Linked DNA regions of Homo sapiens: regions 2 and 3 are each linked to region 1. A link is a contact called in ENCODE Hi-C or POLR2A ChIA-PET data. All regions are on one chromosome and are shown on one strand. The core of a region is the stretch at or near the end of the contact, and the rest is flanking DNA. Distances in the headings are between cores, read along the strand shown. Region 1 overlaps SNX29 (sorting nexin 29). Region 2 overlaps SNX29 (sorting nexin 29). Region 3 overlaps SNX29 (sorting nexin 29).

Region 1 (2,854 bases), core at 215-2,714:
TTATCCCTAAATTTTTTTCCCCGAAATTTTTATTTTAGCTTTTTTTTTCTTTTCTTTTCTTTTCTTTTTTTTTTTTTTTTTTTTTGAGACAAAGAGTCTCGCTCTGGCACCCAGGCTGGAGTGCAGTGTCGCCATCTCGGCTCACTGCAACCTCCACCTCCCGGGGTTTAAGCAATTCTCTTGCCTCAGCCTCCCGAGTAGCTGGGATTACAGACATCTGCCACCACGCCTGGCTACAGAACTTCATTGTTGTCCTCAACTGAAGTCAAGCAGTCATCACTGAGTACAGAAGCTGTGATTTCTTGGTCAGTGGGGCCATAAAGAGCATCCTGATGGCAGGATGTGGCTGTTTGGTTTCAATCCCTACTTTTCCGGCACAATTCCCTTTTGGAGAAGCACTTCCAAAAGGGCTAGGTGCGGGGACTGCACCCAAATGGGCTTTCCTGCACTGCTGATCACCCCACTTCTGGTCTTGCTGGTGGTTACAGAGCTTCCCAGCAGTATGAAGACTGAGATACTTGCCACAGGCCGGGGCCAAAAAGAAGCAGCACTCATCTCTCTTTTGAACAACAAGAGTGGGTATCAATCGGAACCCAGGGCAGGCAACCACGCCAGGCACACTTAGTAATAGTTTCCTTCCACTGTCTTCATTTTACAGCGACCTGCTGGTTTCGTTAACTCATAGTGACTCTCCATTTACAGTAGTGAGATAAAGCTTCCTTTTTCAAAAAATAAAGGAATTCAATTTGTTTAAGTGCATCATTAAAAGTAAACTACAGTCTGGGCACGGTGGCTCACACCTGTAATCCCAGCACTTTGGGAGGCTGAGACCGGCAGATCATGAGGTCAGGAGTTCAAGACCAGCCCGGCCAACATGGCGAAACCCCATCTCTACTAAAAATACAAAAATTAGCCGGGCGTGGGCCTGTAATCCCAGCTACTTGGGAGGCTGACGCAGGAGAATCGCTTGAACCCAGGAGGTGGAGGTTGCAGTAAGCTGAGATCGTGCCATTGCACTCCAGCCTGGGAGACAAGAGCAAGACTCTGTCTCAAAAAAAAAAAAAAAAGTAAACTGTAGTAGGCCGGGCACGGTGGCTCATGCCTGTCATCCCAGCGCTTTGGAAGGCTGAGGCGGGTGGATCGCTTGATCCTAGGAGTTCAAGACCAGCCTGGACAGCATGGTGAGACCTCAACTCTACAAAAAAATAAATAAATAAAAATGAATAATAAAGTAAACTATAGGGTAAGTAACAGTACTGTGGTAAACAAAAGATTGACAGGTGAAAAGCAGCCAGCTACATACTCACCCACCCTGTGTCCCATGGACTGAGTGATCTATTAACACCTGCTCAGCGGAGTTCAGGGCTGAGCAGCGCCACAGTAAACCACACATGCTCACATACAAAAAGTGCGGCCAGCCGTTCCCACGCAGCAGCCTTACGGTGTCTGCTCACTTCCTGCTTCACCCTTGAATCAAAGAATGCTGGGTGCCTCCCAAACTCTTTCTTCCTTCCTTAGCAACAAAAACTAATTTCCTTTTTATCAAGAACAATTGCCCCCTCTGCAGCCAAGGGGGACCATGACATGAATGCTGGCCCAAGACACGAGTGGTATACTGTAAGCACCTTCTAGTGAAGGTCGGGGGAGCTTCAACGTTTTTGTACCAAGAGCCCATTTTGTAATCTAGGAATAACCATGGGCTCCTATTCAGGAAAATGTATTAAAATATATAAAACATACCATATCACAAAGGAAACCAATTACATCAAAATAGAATGATCATGATTGAAGAAAATACTATATTTCACCCAGAGCTAAATGAAAAACATTGTAATTTTTTTCCCTATCCAAGCTCAGGCCCCTGAATCCTATATGTAGAAATAGACGAAGTCTCTCTGCTCTCTCCTCCTTCCTGCCGCCTGGAATGAGAATGAAATGGCTGGAGCTAAAATGGCTATTTTGGTCTACAAGGCAAGACAGGAGGAGTCCCGGTCTCTGATGGCCGTGGAGCCACATACCAGCCCCAGCCCATCTACCTCTGGATAGAGAGAAATTTCCATCACATCTCCTTAACCACCGGAACTTCAAGAAGAGTAGGTCTGAATGGCTTTGTGTACAAAAAATAAACCAACTGTTGGTTTACATAGTGTCTGCTCACTTCCTGCTTCACCCTTGAATCAGAAAATGCTAGGTGCCTCCCAAACGCCTTCTTCCTTCCTTAGCAACAAAAGCTAATTTTTTTTTTTAATTGGGAACAAGTGCCCCCTCTGCCTCCAGGGGAGGCCATGGGACAAATGCTGGCTCAAGCCACCAGTGAGATACCAGGAGCACCCGTCAGTTTACATAACAGTTGGTTTATTCTTTGTTATACAAAGCCATTCAAACCTAGTCTTCCTTGCTATATCTCTAATACTTTTTCTAGGTAGTAAAGTTGGAAACAGTTGAAGCCTGATCATTAGCAAAGTTTAATCATCTTGGAGAGACATATTCTTCTTCACTTACAAAAATGAGTCCTTCAGAGTTACAAAGGAAATCCAACTAGAATAGGTCCTCTGTAGCTAACTGCATTATGGGAGGCAAACCCCAAAACCTGGAACCACAGAAGTCTACGGCAAGGCTGCTCCATCCTGAGGCACGCCCTTTAGCGCGCACACGCCCAAGCGCCACGCATTAACCACGGTTCTGGATATCCACAAGCACGTACCACACCTCCAGTCTACAACCAGGGACGTACACACCTGACGTGAACCCACAGTCACAGGGTTAGAAGCACAAAGGCACCGCCATGAGACGTGGGCCAGAAGTCATCCCAGAGCTGGTGGAGGGGGCTGCGAAAGTACTTACTAATTGTCAT
Region 2 (2,854 bases), core at 201-2,700, 240 kb before region 1:
ATCAATTCACAAATGGGCTTAGACCAGAGGTTGCAAACAGGTTTTGCTCACCCAGTACAATTTTAAAAAAGAAAACATTGACAGGCACAGTGGCTCAGGCCTAGAATCTCAACACTTTGGGAGGCTGAGGCAGAGGATCGCCTGAGCCCAGGAATTTGAGAACAGCCTGGGCAACATGGCCTGACTCCATCTCCACAAACAAACAAACAAACAAAAAACAGATGCCAGCACTGAAATGCCAAGAGCATTTCCACAGGGCGAGAATCAGCTGGAGAGGAGAAAGGTCATCCTGTTTGGACACTCCTGTCTTCCTCCCAGTCCTCCTGGGACTTCATGCCTCATTATACCACTGGCCTGGAACTTGCTGGCATCCAAGTTGCCTCTGCAGCACCGAGAGACCAGTGGTGATGGGCTGCTCAGTTTTCTGAGGCTCCAAGGATGCTGTCCTCAATGTAAACTCATGGGACCCCCCCAAAAGCCCATGGAATGACCCCCAAAAATGCCTAGAACAGGTCCCAGTCTCATGTGAAAGTTTATAATCACATGAGGAAACAAACCCCAGCACACTGCGATGGTCCAATCTGGGTCTCTGCAGACTGGCTGGATCTCAGGCCCCATGGATAAATTGAGGGAGTACGTCATATTCTTCTCTAGGATCAGTTTGATCACAGAACACTTACAATCAATCTCTATATTTTCAAATTGAAAATATTCCTTAAAAAGTCTGGAACAGTTTAAACAACAACTTAAACCAGTAATAATAAAAGTTAGTACTTAACAACTGCATGTCATACATGAAGACATTTGAAAATACTGCTCCATCTAGTCCCAACATCTCTGGGAGGGAGGTCCACATCACAGATGAAGAAGACGAGGCACAGGGAAGGGATAAAAATGGCACTCAAACTCCAGGCCACCTGGCTTCAGTGCCCACACCCTTAATCACCCCACCAGTGTCTCCCCAAGCATGGAACTCGGAAACCAAGATGGTTTTCTGTGGTGCCTGGATACGACAGTGAACAATGCTGGATGCCAGACAAAGCTTTTCCCTTTCTCATGCCTTCTCAGTCTTTCAAGTCGAGGCTCATCTGCCTTTGCCTGCTAACCTTTGTTCACCATTTTTTTTTTTTTTTAAAACCTCTAGGCAGACTACAGTGGCTGACTAGACACTAACCTACTGTTTTGTATTCATCATGGTACTTTTGAAGTTATTTTTCTATTGATGGCAAATGATGCTCGTTTTCTTTACAAATGAGTTTACTTTAGGTAAAAAGTGAGAGAAAATTTAAAGAAAATATTAAATCAGTAGTGGTGGGCAGACAGCACAACTCACGACTGGAGAAAAGGAATGACTCAAAGTAACGACATTAAAATGCCACAGCACAGAAATGACTCTAGTGACTCCAGTGACCACATCCTGACAGTGGTCCCCGGTGACTCCAGTGACCACATCCTGACAGTGGTCCCCGGTGACTCCAGTGACTCCAGTGACCACATCCTGACAGTGGTCCCCAGTGACTCCAGTGACCACATCCTGACAGTGGTCCCCGGTGACTCCAGTGACCGCATCCTGACAGTGGTCCCCGGTGACTCCAGTGACCGCATCCTGACAGTGGTCCCCAGTGACTCCAGTGACCGCATCCTGACAGTGGTCCCCGGTGACTCCAGTGACCGCATCCTGACAGTGGTCCCCGGTGACTCCAGTGACCGCATCCTGACAGTGGTCCCCGGTGACTCCAGTGACCGCATCCTGACAGTGGTCCCCAGTGACTCCAGTGACCGCATCCTGACAGTGGTCCCCTAGTGACCGCATCCTGACAGTGGTCATCAGTGATTCCAGTGACCATATCCTGACAGTGGCCCCCTACTGACTGCATCCTGACGGTGGTCCCCCAGTAACTCCAGTGACTGCATCCTGACGGTGGTCTCCAGTGACCAAGTCCTGACGGTGGTCCCCAGCGACCGCGTCCTAATGGTAGTCCCCAGTGACTGCATCCTAATAGAGGTCTCCAGCACAGGATGCTTGAGATGATCCCCAAGTTACCCAAAGGAGTATTAGAACTCCACCTTAGTTTCTATTCATCATCTTTAATAAGTTCCTGATTTTTGTTTTGTATATTATAAAGAATCTATGTACACTACAAACAAACAAATGTATATTGCAGTAACCCACAATTCTTTTTAACAATTGGATATGTGATCAGAGAAGTTTCTCAAATCCAGGACTAGACTCTGTACTTTACATGGGACAGAATCCCAAGAGAACTGTCATGAACACTAGGTGCTGGAGTCCAGGGTCCCCTCCCTGCCCTCTCTTGCGATAGCCCCTGATTTCCACCAGAGACCCTATGCAGTTCTGGGCAAGCTGACTCCTCGCCCAGCTCCAGCGTGGAACACAGGATGTAGGTTAGGCCACTCAGGGAGTTCTCCCCACTCCCATCACTAGCGTGACTGGCCTTATGGGTTCTACCCTAGGTCCCCTGCTTAGGACGCAGGGACAAGCATTTGTTCTCAACCTGCAGGTAGGGAGAAGCCTGGCACTGTTGGAGCCATTTTTCCTCCAGTGAAGGGAACCAGGTAGGACTGTGTCACGCAGACACAGGACCGGGACCCCGACGACAGCCTGAACCTCCTCTGGAATCCCCCCTTACCTGGACTTCACCATCACGTGAACCACGACAGGTGCTTTGATGTTTGAGTCAGCCAGAATCGGGGCCCTAACTAACACAAATCCCAAAGCTCATCCACGCTGGGCCACCTCCCTGGCACAGCTGTGATATCCCCGGCTCTCTGTCTTCCCCACCCCACCAAGGAAGTCCCATCAGGACCTGTGCTCTTTGAGTGGGTGGTAGCA
Region 3 (2,854 bases), core at 191-2,690, 210 kb before region 1:
ATCAGGAGAAGCTACAAAACCTCAAAGTCATTCCAAGTCCAATTTCAAGTCTCTTTCAGGCTTTAGAAACGTCTTCCACCAGAAGACAGTCATAAAATGTGTCAGGAAACAGAAACGATGAGCTTAACCTCTACCGCAGGCTGGCTAATCTTCGGAAACAAACACACTGTCTGAACAGCAGGAAAGCAGGATCACAGTCACTGCTGTTATCAGAACTGGGTCCAGACGTCAGCTCTGCCACTTGCTGACTATGCAACTCGGGATATTCTACTCAACCTTTCTGAGCCTCAGCATCCACCACCGCCTACCTTGCAAGGTTGTCGTGAAGATTAAATGACACGATGCATATGATGGGGTCAGGCGTGGTGACTCACACCTATAACCCCAGCACTTTCGGAGGCCAAGGTGGGAGGATCACTTGAGGCCAGGAGTTCAAGACTGGCCTGGCCAACATAGCAAGACCGCATCTCTTTGAAAATATATGTATAGTAATAAAAAGATGTATATGATGCCCCTGCAATGTTTGACACATAGTACATGCTTATTAAATGGTGTCAATTATATTAATTTAGATTTAAATAATTTGTCTATTCATTATTCATTCATTAATAAGAGTGAACTACTCTGGTGAAAATTTTGATTTATTCTACATAAGAAAGTTCCTCAGCTGGACGTTAGCAAAAATTCTTCTGTAAGAACTTAAACAAGGTTAGTAAAATCTCTGATCCTTACAAGCTTAACTAACACTAGAGCCACTGTGCCTTGTATCAGCCTCACAGAGGAAGAGAACAGGGAGGCAACAGAAGGTTTTAGATCCTTCAAATTAAACAAACAAGAATATCACACTATTAGAAGCAAAGTCCTAAGTCTCACTATTACATATCGGGGGATGTTTCTAAAATGGCGGGGCACCTGGAGTCAACGCTTTTTACAAGATGTCTTCCAAGCCAAACTGCTACAAGCCATTCAAGCTGAAAGTCTTCTGGCAGTGCCCCTTACAATCAACTAGAAGAGCACCTTTAAGAAACAGAAGCCTCTCAGCACCACTGACCTGACAAAACTCTATCTTCCTCAATGGGTCTGAAATGACTGGCTGGGGACTTAAGAGGAAATTCCTATCCAAAGGCCAAGAGCGGCCACGGGAGGAAGGTGCAGCTCTCCACATGCACCTGTGTTAGGGAGAATCAAGACACAGAAAAAACGAGGAAAAGGGAGAACTTTCCAATCCTACCACTTTCAGAAAAAGAAACATTAATTGTAGCATCTGAAACCTAAAAGACTCTCTCTAGTAGGAATGACAAACAGTGCTAAAAAAGGAACTATGGAGGCGTCTTGCCTCTGTCTCACTCTACGGTCTATCAGTCAGTTGCCACCTGACACGCCCAGGTGGCCAAACCTTCGCACCTGCTGTTCCTGCCATCTGGACTGCCCTTCCCCACCCTGTCTCACTGGCAAGGTCCTATTCTACCTGCAAAGCCCAGCTTCGAAATGAACATTTCTGCACTATCTTGTCTAATACACCCCAAACCACAACCCCTCCACCAGCAGATCTGACAGCGCCAATTTCCCTCTTCTTTTGATTCACTGATTGCTTGCTGCTAAAAATTACTGTTTTATGACGCTAACTCTACTAGTAGGCTGTGAGCACCCGAAGGCAAGGGAGAGGGCTGATTCTTCAATATATCCACTGATCTGGCTCTCACTCACTCTTCACTCACTCATCCATTCATTCATGCACTGAGCACTGAAGTGAACCTTGGTTTTCTGCCACCATGGCATCCGCTTCCCCTAGCAACAGTCCCAGTTTTCATCTGGGGATCCATCCCTCTCCCCAATCTCCCTTCTCCATGTCTCAATGGAGCTCTTCCCTGTCTTAGCACAAGCCAGATCCTGTGATCAGCTGAAAAGAGAGAATGGAACCTAAGTTAACTCTACAGAGTAAACATAAGGTTTTTGACAAGAATGGAGAGACTCTTGCTGTTTCCTATGAATGTGAACCTGGAAGAAAAACTATGTGCCCAGGGGTGATCACAGCCATCTGTGACCCTGAGGAGGAAAACCTACTGATATGGTTTGCCTTTGTCCCCACCCAAATCTCACCTTGAATTGTAGCTCCCACAATTCCCACGTGTCGTGGGAGAGACCCAGTGGGAGGTAACTGAATGATGGGGGCGGGTCTTTCCCGTGCTGTTCTCGTGACAGTGAGCAAGTCTCACGAGATCTGACAGTTGTATAAGGGGCTGCACAAGCTCTTTCTCTTTGCTGCCACCATCCATGTTAGACATGACTTGCTCCTCCTTGCCTTCTGCCATGATTGTGAGGTCTCCCCAGCCATGTGGAACTGTGAGTCCATTAAGCCTCTTTTTCTTCCCGGTCTTGGGCATGTCTTTATCAGCACCGTGACAATGGACTAATAACAGCTACCAAAAATGATGTCAACCCAGAAAGGGAAGAGGAAAGCACTAAAGAGAGAGAAACAGGAGCCTCGTAACACAGCTCAAGTATCAAGCATTTGCCACAGCTAAAGCCAGACTTTTCCTGAGGCCAAAGGATTACCTTCCTCGAGATTACCACGACAGGCTCGACTCAGTGGTAAATAACAAGCTGAATAGATACCATTCAATTCTTGCTCTTAAAAAGTCTATAGTGGATCCAGCAACACAACAGAGAAACTCTCCTCCAAGCAGTGACTCAGGGATCCAGGTCAGTATCATTTTCTAGCTATGCATCATGGAACACAAAGCTTCCAGAATCACCATGGCAGGGGAGCAAGAACCAAGAAAACTCATCCCCACTCTCCTATGCCTCAGTCTAGCATAACACTCATTACCTCTACTTTCAACCCACTGGCCAA

The links. Hi-C counts contacts between places; a loop is a spot of excess contacts on that map. ChIA-PET counts read pairs that join two places held with the same protein, here RNA polymerase II (POLR2A). Pooled maps may share reads with other maps.
Region 2: a loop to region 1 is called in a pooled map, with 7 times the contacts of the local background. The contact joins two enhancer-like sites. A Hi-C loop is called at or near these places in 8 of 168 maps with a recorded cell type or tissue (Ramos, esophagus muscularis mucosa, heart left ventricle and 3 more) and 10 of 50 pooled maps. POLR2A ChIA-PET finds 5 or more read pairs at or near these places in 2 of 52 experiments (WTC11 and activated B cell).
Region 3: a pooled map shows a loop between it and region 1 (2.6-fold over the local background). The contact joins two enhancer-like sites. A Hi-C loop is called at or near these places in 3 of 168 maps with a recorded cell type or tissue (HepG2, heart left ventricle and sigmoid colon) and 3 of 50 pooled maps. POLR2A ChIA-PET finds 5 or more read pairs at or near these places in 2 of 52 experiments (HepG2 and activated naive CD4-positive, alpha-beta T cell).

Annotation. Positions count from the first base shown.
Region 1 is chr16:12,078,906-12,081,759 of GRCh38, reverse strand. SNX29 (sorting nexin 29) reads right to left here. Exons shown (of 21, transcript NM_032167.5): 11 at 2,845-2,854. It also overlaps the pseudogene RPS23P6. Among named protein-coding and RNA genes, the nearest start is that of SNX29, 100 kb to the right of the region's middle. Within about 2 kb of position 1,464, at least 8 of the 41 ENCODE cell types and tissues checked have a DNase peak (open chromatin) inside an H3K27ac peak, as active enhancers do.
Region 2 is chr16:12,321,797-12,324,650 of GRCh38, reverse strand. The region is part of intron 15 of SNX29 (sorting nexin 29); the gene reads right to left. Among named protein-coding and RNA genes, the nearest start is that of SNX29-AS2, 49 kb to the left of the region's middle. Within about 2 kb of position 1,450, at least 4 of the 41 ENCODE cell types and tissues checked have a DNase peak (open chromatin) inside an H3K27ac peak, as active enhancers do.
Region 3 is chr16:12,290,742-12,293,595 of GRCh38, reverse strand. The region is part of intron 15 of SNX29 (sorting nexin 29); the gene reads right to left. Among named protein-coding and RNA genes, the nearest start is that of SNX29-AS2, 80 kb to the left of the region's middle. Within about 2 kb of position 1,440, at least 2 of the 41 ENCODE cell types and tissues checked have a DNase peak (open chromatin) inside an H3K27ac peak, as active enhancers do.